2 separate regions of the Homo sapiens genome follow, and region 2 is linked to region 1. The links are chromatin contacts, found by Hi-C in ENCODE. All regions are on one chromosome and are shown on one strand. Each heading gives the region's core, a stretch centred on a gene start or an enhancer-like site at or near the end of the contact. The rest is flanking DNA. Distances are from core to core; before and after follow the strand shown. Region 1 overlaps TMEM245 (transmembrane protein 245). Region 2 holds the start of PRPF4 (pre-mRNA splicing tri-snRNP complex factor PRPF4).

Region 1 (5,991 bases), core at 674-3,173:
ATGGAGTTTTGCTCTTGCTGCCCAGGCTGGAGTGCAATGGTGCAATCTCGGCTCACTGTAACCTCCACCTCCTGGGTTCAAGCGATTCTCCTGCCTCAGCCTCCCAAGTAGCTGGGATTACAGGCACATGCTACCATACCTGGTTAATTTTTGTATTTTTAGTAGAGAAGGGGTTTCACCACATTGGCCAGGCTGGTCTCGAACTCCTGACTTCATGTGATCTGCCCGCCTCAGCCTCCCAAAGTGCAAGGATTACAGGTGTGAGCCACTGCCCTGGCCACTTTTTTCTTTTTAATACTGCTACAGTATAAATCTTTTTTCTCCCCCTCCCCCACCATGCCTTTTAGAAAATGTTTTCAACAGATTTTCTTAGCTCTGAATTTGTATTAGAATACTTTGATAAACATTTTTAACCATTGGTAATTGTATAATCATAATGGGCTTAATATAAACTCTAAAGTGTTTTTATAAATGGCCTTACCTCTTGAACTAATATTACTTCTGCGAATCTTTTCTGAGGAAACACTTCAAAATACTGGAAAAAATCCAGAAGCCAAAAGAATTTCCTAAAGGTTAAAAATACTTCTTTTTCTGTTTATAAAGATACTACATAACCTTAGTAGAAAATTGAGCACCTGTAATAAAACATAAAGAAGCAGATTACTCCTTGAAATCTGCCATCTAGAGATAATATTTTAAAACATTTTTTGTTGAGTATATTTTCACCATTATAAATTTACACACGAATAAATTGACACTGTAGCACTGTATATTGATGTTCATCATACTGTTGAAAGTCTGACTAATTACTCAATTTTTGGAGATAGCATTATTTAAACAGTTCACTATAAAATGATATTTAAGTTCTCAATTTTTTATATTGTAAATGGCAAGTGAATATTTTTATATGTGTCTGCACAGTGTGCTTCTGTAAAACACTCCTAAAAGTAGAATTGGGGAGTATATTTTAAAATGGTTATTTTAAACTGGAATGAGGTAATCTGTGAGTTTCAGGTTGATAGATGAAAATACATGCTTCTTGTTAGACAATAAATTTCTCTTAAAAAATCTGAAGTATGCAGTCTCTTATTTTTTCTCTCCTTGCAAATGATACTAATTCCTTATGCATACAGATAAGAAACAAAAACTTCTTGGAGGTACTGTATAAATTGTGACCTCCAGTTCAGCTTCTTACTAAGGGTAGTACTTACTTTGTCATCTCTGTTCAACGTTTGCTCAAACACTTTTAGTAATGATTATTCCATTTGTAGATAGCTATAGTTTATTGGAAAAACCTGTCCTTTTACTGAGCTGTGTTATTTCCTAATTCCCACGTATTTCTGCTCTCAGAACCACAGAAAATCAAGTCTTATGCCTCTCCCAGATGACATTTTAAAAATTATTTGAAGATAGCTACAAAATCTTGATATTTCCTTCTCTTTTCTGAGCAAAACTTTTTTTTTCTTTTTCCCCTAGCTACATTTATATTATCATGTTGTGATTTCTATTTCCTTTCCCAGGCTGAATTTTGTTGTGTGGTTTGGTAGCGCAAAATTAATTGAAACAATCACTTTCCCTGATACGAGTATTGTACTTTTAGAAATAAGTGCTTCTACTAGTCATAGGCTGACTCATACTGAACTGAAAAGTGGTTCAGATGTTCTCTTTCCATTCCATACTTGTACAGTTGAGTTTTGAATCTCGAAGCAGAACTTTGCATTTCTTTTCATATAGTTTAATCTTGTTTGGATTAGCCCATTGTTCTGGCTTCAGGATATCTTTTTGAATCATGATAGATTATCTCAATATTTATTGACAACTCAGTTTTGTATAACTGATTTGTGTAAAATCAGTTTTTTCTGTTATTGTGCCTCTAGTCTTTCATCTAAGTGACTGACGTAATGTTTAATAGGGTGGGGCTAACTGACGTACCTCTGAAGACTATCCATTTACTGTGGATTTTTTTTTAATTTCAACAAGTTGTAGTTGTCTAAATTGACTGTTTTTATTTTCCCTTGTGAAAATCTGAGCAGCTTTTGCTTATCTTTAGTATTCTAGCACCATGCTTCTTTCTCCTTAAGATTAGAAAAGTGCACTCTGGAGCCAGATTCCTGGGTTCTAATCCTGCCTCTGTCATTTATTGGCTGTGGCCTTGGGCAAGTCACTTCTCTGAAATCTGGGTTTCTTTCATGTGTAAAATGAGGATCATAATAATATTATTTTGTGGGGTTATGAGGATCAAATGAGTTAGTATACATAAAGCATTAGAATAGGGCCTGGCACATAGGAGTGTTATATAAGTGTACTATTATTGTACTCAGATTTTTTTCTATGCTCTGCAATCAGATCTCAAATTCTTTGAATTCCCAGGGTTAATTGGTCTGGTCCAGCAAGACTGGACTTTTTGAAGCAGCTGTAGTCTCACTTCCCATGTCCTCATATTTTTGAGCTTCAAAGCTCTTTAATATTTCATCTGATAGAGTTACTTGAAGAAATATTTTAATGTCCTTTTTATTATAAAAGAATTAGTGCTTATTAAAGGCAGTCTGGAAAATACAGAAAAAAGTGAAAGGAAAAACAAAATTTTACCACCCAAATACAGCCACTAACTTCTTAGTACATTTTCTTTTCCTCCCACCATATAGTAGATGTAATCACAGCACAAGTATTTTTTGTATTTTACTTCTAACTTAATATGATATTGTGAGTTTTTAAACTATATAGTCTTTGTTTTTAAGAAGTGATTTTAATGGTTGCATAACATTTTATTGAGTGAATCGTAATCATTTCCCAGTTGTTGACCTTTTAGGTAATCACTTTTTTCACTGTTCTGAATCATACTCTGATGAGCTTCTTTATATTTAAAACTTTTTCAAAATTTATCATTATTTAGTAAGGATAAAGTCTGAAAGTTGAATTCTGAGGTTAGAAGCTATAAACATTTTTAAGATGCGAAGATTATTTGTATTGATAGATTTGACCAAAATAACGTAGGAGATAGTTTTTTTCTGTCTTTTTTAGTAATCCCATCAGTTCTTTTTTCTTCATGCTCTGAATTATATAGCTCGAAGTTTCTTTTTGTCTTAATTTGCTTTTTTTTTTGGCAAGGTTCATGTCATACTTGACTTTTAGCTTCTTGGTCTTATGTTAATTAAGGTCTTTGTGCTCAGATGTGTTCTGGATTATGTATTCCCTCTGTGTTTTATAAATGTTCTATTAAAATATGAGTTTCTGTGTAGGCTACGCTGGTTTCTTTTGATGCGTCTTAAGCTCTAGGGTCATTTAACTTTAGTGTAGGAAGAACTGAAGAGGGTATCCTGGCTGATTCTTCTGTTCTGAAGTCCTGCTGTTTGTTCCTCTAATAATATTTTTTTCAGGCACACTTCTTCAGCTGGTGCATCATAACTCTGGATTAGGTTCTAATCATTTGTTGCCTAGATTATTTCAGCAGGGTCACACTTCAGCTGGCTGCTTTCTTACTTTTACAGAGTTATTTCCCCAGTAACAAGCATATTTTATAAGCTGAAATAGAATCTTTTAACCTGATTCTTTTTGGAAAGCTTTCCTTTTCTTGTTTTTTTCTTTTCTTTCCGTTTCTTTTCTAAACATTGATCAACAGAGAAAACTGTAGGAATTCCATAAGATTAGATTCTTAATTTAAATCCATGGTTTATGCTTTGAATATTTTATCTCAAGCATTTTTGTGTATAAGATGGGTTTTGAACTATGTATCTTTTGTTAAACAACTATTTAATATTACTACATGAGATTTCAAATGCCTAGTATTTCAAAACTTAGGTTCTCCAAACGAGGAGAACCTAGGTACGTTTCTTTGACACCATCAACCTTCATCTTTTCTGTGCTATGTCCAGAGCATTCCTGCTGTATAGACACTTACAGATTTTGTATAATTGTATGTTCATTTTCACGTGTATAGATTTTACAGCTGTGTCTTTCATTTATTTAAGATCTGGACGTTGGTGGTTGGCTATGTGTTGACTGTTTCATTCAAGTGGAATGCAAGCACTGAACGCTACTTGAGAGCAGTTTCAATTCCTGTCTGGATTATATTGCTTTTTCATTTAGGTGGGTTCCTTCTTTTTTTTTTTTTTTTTTTTAAGTCTAGCCTAAGGTCAGCAGAGGCTGACTGTGTGAATGAAAGTGAATTTTTTGTAGTGTCATATGTTGCATTTAACATTCTTAATCTTTAGAAAATGTTATGCTTTAATCTTTCATTAAATTTTAATGAAAATGATGTGCTTTAAAATGTCTTTAATTATGTTCATTTTCCAAAAGGTCCTTTTAAAAGTCAATACATCTTAAAAAGTAGAGCACCCTTGGATTCTCATATCATTTCTGAGTGTCATACTTAGGGGAAGATATAGATAAGCAGTCAACGATAAGAGGTGCTCAGAGACATGTGTGAGAACCAGTTAAAGGAACTAGAGATGTTTACTCTGGATAAGAGGAGGGAACTGGGGCTCTAGGGTGGGAAGGAGATAGAGGTAAGGAGGATATAAGACATGAAAGCCTATTTCTAATATTTGAAGGACTGTCCTGTGAAAGAGTGCTTTAAACAGATCTCTGTAACCATGAGGGAGAGATGTCAGAGTTGTGAGTTAGCTTCAGAGAGACAAATCTCTTTTCCACATAAGGATGATTCATGTCAGAGCTGCTCAGAGTAATGGGTTCCCTGTTATGTTAGCTGGGTGGCTGCTCAGATGTTGATTTTTCAGCGTGGTACTTATGGTTGAGACTTTCATCTCCCAAGTTTGAGCCAATGGAAACACTAAGTTCTAATTTAACAACACAATTCAGTAACCCAGAGCAGCAGATAGCCTTAAAGTAGTTTCTAGAGCTACTACTTATTGTTAAAAATAAAATAAAAAACAGCTATGTCTCTGTCTTCGTTTGATGTCAAACAAAGCATTATTCTCTAGCTTTGTTGAGTTGGAATGATAGAGGAATTTATCTGCAAGAACCCGTATGTCAGATATGACTCATTTTGAACTCAGGGAAGGCAGAGGAGGGAGGCAGGCAGGCAGGGATGTTTTATGAGGTTCTAGGTGGACTCAGGGAAATGGTTATGGGTAGGGACCTGTTTCTTGGTGACTTGTGAACTTTTTTTTTTTTTTTTTTTGAGACAGAGTCTCACTCCATCGCCCAGGCTGGAGTGCAGTGGTGTGATCTTGGCTCACTGCAGCCTCCACCTCCTGGGTTCAAGCAATTCTCCTGTCTCAGCCCCCCAAGTAGCTGGGATTACAGGCATGTACCACCACGCCTGGCTAATTTTTTTTTTTTATTTTTATTTTTAGTGGAGATGGGATTTCACCATGCTGGCCAGGCTGGTCTCGAACTCCTGACCTCAAATTAGCCACCTGCCTCAGCCCCCCAAAGTGCTGGGATTACAGGTGTGAGCCACTGCGCCCAGCCAACTTGTAAACATTTTTGCATTATACACTGAGGAGGAGACATTGATGGTTTTGCTGTGCTCTTTTGGGCCATTCTCTTTCTTGGGAGAGAAAGTTCACGCCCGGTGGTATTTTCAAGAAACCAAGGCAGACTTTATGGCTTTGAGATCTATGCCTAATTCTGGTCATTCTGGGGTGAAGTAGATGGTTTGAGTTCGGGATGGTTTTAGACCTTTGGTATACGTTACAATAGACTCTCTTTAATAGAACCCCATTAAAGGTAGGCAGGCATGTACCCTATCCATTTGACCAGGGGCCTCTGAGAGCAGGGATGAACTTAATTTTGAGAAATCTTGAAGTTTATCTAATGGACTTAAATTTTTTTTTTTTTGCCTGATAAGTAATTCTGTAACTAATATATATACCAGATTGTTCTGTCAAACTACAAAACTGAGTTTTGTAAAAACAAGTACTAGGTTTTTATTTCACTAAAAATGTTAATTCTTAATAATTTGCAGCATCCCTGGCTGGCTCATGGAGAATTCCAGTATTCCTGGTTATTGTTTTCCTGATGTCTGTG
Region 2 (6,345 bases), core at 3,490-5,989, 4.2 Mb before region 1:
GCTGCAGTGAGAGATTTGGGAATCATCAGAACACACAGTGAATGATGCCATGGGAGTAGAGCTGATCACCAAGGGCAAGTAGAGAAAAAGGCAGCCTGTAAAGGGCAGGCAGAGAAAAAGAGGTTTAGAAGGTAAGTGAGAAGAATTAGCTAGTGAGAGAAGAGGAAAATCAAGAGGATTTGTTATTAGGAGAGTGAAGGAAAGGGAGTAGTTCAAGGAGGGAGTATTTCAAGGAGGAGTGGCTGGCAGTATACTAGGGCTATTCTTAGTAAAGGTGGATTGGTGATCTTAACAAAGAGCAATTTTAATGTGGTAGGGGTTGGTCAGTTTGCAGCAGGTTGAAGAGTAAATAAGGGTAAGGACCTCAAGGGAGTAATAGAAAAAACCCTTCCAACAAGCTGGATGATGAAGGGTAGATGAGACAGTGGACAGAGAGACCAGAGGGGCTCCTCATAATTGTGTGTGACTAGACCACAACTAAGACTTCGCAACCTGCAAATAACAAGAGGGCATTATCTGAGGATGGTACCCCTCTTCAATAAAATCCAAGAAACATTTATCATTGTTCTATGTCATTGATATGGAATGCATTTGATGTCTCAATTTTCAAAGCCCAACAACAAATGTTTATCCAATTCAAAACTCGCACTGGGGAGGGGAGGCAAGGGAGCATGTTAGCACCCTCTTCCAAGTCTATAAAGAAAAACGGGCCAGGCACGAAGGCTCACGCTTGTAATCCCAGCACTTTGGGAGGCCAAGGTGGGTAAATCATTTGAGGTTAGGAGTTCAAGACCAGCCTGGCCAACATGGTGAAACCCTGTCTCTACTAAAAATACAAAAATATAAAAAATAACTAAAAATACAAAAAAGAAAAATGTGGTGGCAGGTGCCTGTAATCCCAGCCACTTGGGAGGCTGAGGCAGGAAAATCGCTTGAACCCGGGAGGCGGAGGCTGCAGTGAGCCGAGATCACGACGCTGCACTCAAGCCTGGGTGACAGAGCAAGACTCTGTCTCAAAACACAAAACAAAACAAAACAAAACAAAACAAAACAAAACAAAAACGAACAAACACAAAAAAGAAACATTAATAGTGCGGTAAAAATTGGCCTAAGACAGATTATGGGCTAACTCATATAAACACAGTAAGATATTGTTAACATGATTTGAGACATTCTATTAAAGTTCAACTAAATGATCAACCAAAATTTGGAGTAGAACCCTGTGATTATAATAAAGAAAAAAAGTAAATATTTAGAAAGGCAACCTTTCTCTTCTTTCAGCAGGACCCTCTCCAAAAAGTGTGATGGGTTCCCCCAAGGCTCTAAGGCAAGCTTTGACCTCTGAGTCATCTGTGGAAACATTGATCTGCCGGGCTCGCTTCCTTCTCTCAAACTCAGCCAATACTTCTGCCTGTCGCTCGCTGATATGCTCTTCAATTTCAAACACTTCTCCTATTAAAAAGAAAACAGGCAACATCAGCAGATCTTCTTCAAATAGAGAGAAATAATTTCTAGTAATTGCAGTCTGTGTATGCCCTGAGGGAAAAGTAACTGTCTATTACACATTTTATAGTTTACTGTTTTTCAGTTTATTAAATTATGCCAAACACATAAACCTAAATGACACAGCTTCAAAAGGCAAGAAAATGGTTCAAGCCACCTCTTGTTTCATTTATTAACTTTGTGCCTATATAAACACACACTTTGGCTGAGACCAGCAAGTAAGAGTACAGAACATCTTTTGCAAATGAGTTAACTAGGCTGTCTATCCAGAAGATGTAACAGAAACATTATTGTAACAACAGCCAAAGCTATTTATTCTCGAAAGGAGACCCAGTATAGGGATACTTAACAAATCATTAACTACTAAACTGCAAATAATTACCAGGAAAATGAGAGTTCCACAACTATAAGGATTTCTGGATAATCTAGCAATAGTTTTGAAACCCACACCAAAATACAAGTGTGATAAAAAATGAGAGGTACAGTGGTGACGTTATGTTTAAAAACAGTATTAAAAGTTTAAAAAGTCACTAGGCTACAGTGCATGTGTTTAGAAAATGTGTGGGAGGATCAATAAGAAACCTGACAGATGTCCCTACTGCAGAGGAGTCTTCATTTTATGCCCTTTGGCATTGTCTGAATTTCTTAGGACAAATATGCATAATTTTATTTTTAAAATATAGTAGACCTCTCATTACTGACATGGAAAGATATCCTCAATGGTATATAAATGAAAAATGGGGGTTATACAACAATTTACGTATTGTGTTTTCATTTATGGAAAAAATTACATACTTTTTAGCTGTATTAAAATTCTCAGAAAGATATACAATCAATTAATTTTAAAAATACAGGATTTTCTACTTCACACATTTATACATTGATCTTTTAAAAGAAAATAACTTTTTTTTTTGAGACAGGGTCTCGCTCTGTTGTTCAGGCTGGAGTGCAGTGGCACAGTCATGACTCACTGCAGCCTTGAACCCCCACCTCAGAACCCCAATTAGCTGGGAATACAGGCACGTGTCACCATGCCCAGCTAATTTTCTACTTTTTGTAGAGATGGGGTATCACTATTTGCCCAGGCTGGTCTTGGATTCCTGGGCTCAAGCCAGACTCCCGCTTCTCAGCCTCCCAAAGTGCTGGGATTACAGGTGTGAGCCACCAGGCTTGGCCACTATTACTTTTATAATAAAAAAAGATAGCTCAGTCAGGTGCAGTGGCTCACGCCTGTAATCCCAGCACTTTGGGAGGCCGAGGTGGGCGGATCATTTGAGGTCAGGAGTTGGAGACCAGCCTGGGCAACATGGTGAAACCCAGTCTCTACTAAAAATACAAAAATTAGCTGGGTGTGGTGGCGGGCACCTGTAATCTCAGCTAATCGGGAGGCTGAGGCAGGAGAATCCCTTGAACACAAAAGGCAGAGGTTGCAGTGAGCCAAGGTTACGCCACTGCATTCCAGCCTGGGCAAGAGAGTGAGACCCTGTCACACACACACACACACACAAAAAGATTTCACTTTGGGTAAAAAATAATTACAAAACTTCAAAAGGGAGAATATCATGAACCACTCTAGCTGCAAACCAATGCCAGAACTATGTTAGATCTCCAGAAGACAAATGGAATCAATCTGAATCCAAATGTACACTGAATTTTTGATAAGACTGCTCACTCATAGAAGAAAAACTATATAACAGATTGTAAGAAAAAGGCTCTCTGCATGATAATAAGGGGGTAGGCAAAATACAGCCTTATAGCTGCAAGTTTAAGAATTGAAATTCTGCCGGGCACAGTGGCTCACACCTGTAATCCCAGCACTTTAGGAGGACGAGGCGGGCGGATCACAAGGTCAGGAGTTTGAGACCAGCCAGACCAACATGGTGAAACCCCATATCTACTAAATATACAAAAATTAGCCGGGCGTGGTGGTGTGCGCCTGTAATCCCAGCTACTCGGGAGGCTGAAGCAGGAGAACTGCTTGAACCCGGGAGGCGGAGGTTGCAGTGAGCCAAGATCGCACCACTGCACTCCAGCCTGGCGACAGAGCGAGACTCTGTTTAAAAAAAAAAAAATTGTAATTTTTTGACATTATAAAACTGTGGTATTTAAGTTTAGAAAGGTATTCATTACACAAAGAGGTAAAGATGGGCTCACAATTTGCATCTTACCAGAGGTTATATTAATATTTCCAGCTTCGATCCCTGCTTTAAGTCCGTCTTTCCCCAAAATCCCAGACTCTCCTTTGGCCAGACGCTCCCTCTCCTTCTCTTCCAAACTTCCATAATAGATGTGTGGTTTCTTCACGACCGGAGCAACTAAGTCGTCGGGTGCTTTAGTTTTGGTTGCCTGCTAAATCAAAGATCTGCATTAAACTAAGGTTTAATCTTGGCAATTTACCGGACTTCACCAGAGGATGAAGCTCACCCTGAGTTTCACAGTCCTGTTTCCTCTGTAATTGAAAGGACAAATTGGACACTACTTAAGACGCTCTTCATTGATTTGAGGAGGTGAAGGTAGGGTGAGGGTGTTTCAGTCCCTCACTTTGGTTGATGGGATTAATAAAACTAGTGAGGTTCTCTCGGGTATTTTCCTATGAAAGGTTTGCTCTGAAATCTGTTTACTTCATTCCGTTGGAAGTGTTCAATCTCGTGTTTTATGCTTCCCGGATTACTGCTTATCACTGGGGAAATACTAAGGATAGATGAAATAACCAACGCGGTGCTAAAGGATAACAAGTTACAACATTACAAGTGTATACATTTCAAACGTTCCTAGACGTGAGGTAGTAGGAGTTAGTAGGTCTCATTAAAATTCTGAGATCTGCCAAAGGCATAAACCTTGGCCAAGACACTTCCCTATTTCAGAGCACCGTTACTGGATGAGTCGGAAGAGATGCTTGCCCTTTGGGGCTGTAGTGGGAGAGGTGCAAATAAGCTACAGTCCACGAAAGCGCTTAGGGATCAGGAAAACGGTGGTCCGCTGTGTAGGACACCGCTGAGTCCCGCAGCCTTCCTCCTCAGCCCTCCACCGCCTTCTCCCGCTCCTTAACGGCCCCTTCCCGCAGAGATCCCCTTCCCCCTTAGCGCTCCCTGCCAGAGTGAGCTGGGATCCCGGGCTCTGTACCGTGGAAGAGGCTCGCGAGGAAGCCATGCTGGGCTCTGGAGCCGCGAGGCCCCAGCGAAACCCGAACACTCCCTTTCAGACCGTCCACCGCGCGCCCAGCAGAGGGGAAGTGCGTCACTGACAGGAAGTGCGTCACTGACAAGACGTGGGCCAAGAGGGGTCACCGCCCCCGGAGCGGCGCGGAGCATGATGGAAGTCGTAGTAGGAAATGGCGTCGTGGCATTGAGGGGCATCCCTCCTAGAACCTCCAGGAAAAGCTCGCGGAAGACGAGGTTCTGCGGAGAGAGAGGCTCCAAGCAGTCTGGGAAGTGTAGTCCAGTTGGCTTAGCAGTAGTTTCGTTGGGGGGGAGCCGAGGTTCCGGGAAGGGGCTAGGCCGGCTTGAAAAGAGGTAGGTGAGTCGACTCGCGCGGCTCGGGGCTGAACTCTGGAGCGAGTCAAGGGCTTCCGGGGTCCGCTGTGCCCCCCGGGCGTACGGGGGCGTTTACGTCTTCTTGGAGCCGAGGACCATGTTACCATAGAAACCCTTGCCTGGGCTCCGAGGTACAGGCCTGGAGCTAGGGGACGAGGACTGTTCTCCTCCATGGTCCGGAAGTCTTCCCAGGCTCCCCCTCTGAGCTTGATGGCTCGGCGGTGGATTTGGGCTGCGGCGGGAGATTAAGCTAGAAGAGCCCGCTAGTGCCAAAGTCAAATAAAGACCCGGCGGAGGAGCTTCGGCCTGATTTTGTTGATTTGTCTTCAGCCTGGTCTTTGTATCAGATTGAGAGTAAGATGATGGATAGGAAGGTGTCAGGTAACTCTGTACGTCTCTCTGCCCTGCTGGATGCTGGGGCATTAGAGACGAACAGGATAAGGTTTTTATCCCCACATGGGCGGTGGGAGATCCTCAAAATATTGACGTTTCCCTAGCTGGCCAGATCCTCATGCAACCCCCTAGAACAATTACAGCAATAATAGATGTTATTTATTGAACATTTATTAAATGCCAAATAATATTCCAAGAGCTTACTCTGTATTACGTTATTGACTTCCTACAACAGCAGAGTAGGATACAGATGAGGGAACTAAGGTCTAGTGAGAAATGAAACGAATTGTTCAGGATCGGTGGTGTAGTGGGATTAAAACCTGTGCCCTTTAACCTCTACAGCCAGCACTTTTAACTGTTAATCTATACTGCTCCCTAGTGGCCAGTTTTTTGCAGTTTGCAGAAAAGGTAAAATGTATAGATTTTTTTTTCCCCCTTTTAGGTATCCCTATCCCTCTCTTTCCCTCTTTGGAACTTTGGCTTTCTCTACCATTTGTCTGCATTGGAATCTGGTAGAAGATAATGCCTGATTTAGTACAAAGGAATTTGAAATGTAATGTGCCAGTGTTTTGTGTTGATAATATCACCTGTAGTATCCTAAGCTTCATGGGAGAAGGAACTATTTCTTCCTTTGTATACTTCACAGTCCTTAGTTTCATCCTAGATACGTGTAATAATTTGTATCTGTACATACTTTCAAGGAGTTTTCACTTCCATCATTTTCACTTAATGCTTATCATGTTGACCTTTATAATTTTTATAGGAGGCTAAAATTATTAACCAAACTGAACAGCTTGCTTCGATGACTTCTTTATGTGTGAAATAGGAATCATTTTGTCAACTTCACAGGGTTTTTGTGTTAAAATAAGAATGTAAAGAATGGGAATGGAAAAACAGCACGGTGCTCAAGAATGAT

What was found. Hi-C counts contacts between places; a loop is a spot of excess contacts on that map. Pooled maps may share reads with other maps.
Region 2: a loop to region 1 is called in a pooled map, with 6 times the contacts of the local background. The contact joins the promoter of PRPF4 here to the enhancer-like site in region 1. A Hi-C loop is called at or near these places in 1 of 50 pooled maps.

What each region holds. Positions count from the first base shown.
Region 1 is chr9:109,106,548-109,112,538 of GRCh38, reverse strand. It overlaps TMEM245 (transmembrane protein 245), which reads left to right. Exons shown (of 18, transcript NM_032012.4): 2 at 3,969-4,086; 3 at 5,930-5,991. Among named protein-coding and RNA genes, the nearest start is that of TMEM245, 10 kb to the left of the region's middle. Within about 2 kb of position 1,923, at least 7 of the 41 ENCODE cell types and tissues checked have a DNase peak (open chromatin) inside an H3K27ac peak, as active enhancers do.
Region 2 is chr9:113,274,052-113,280,396 of GRCh38, reverse strand. PRPF4 (pre-mRNA splicing tri-snRNP complex factor PRPF4) reads right to left here and starts at 4,739. Exons shown (of 14, transcript NM_001244926.2): 1 at 4,627-4,739; 2 at 3,672-3,849; 3 at 1,266-1,452. The coding sequence starts at 4,653. CDC26 (cell division cycle 26) reads left to right here and starts at 4,825. Exons shown (of 4, transcript NM_139286.4): 1 at 4,825-5,015. RefSeq lists enhancers at 4,752-5,091, 4,859-5,714.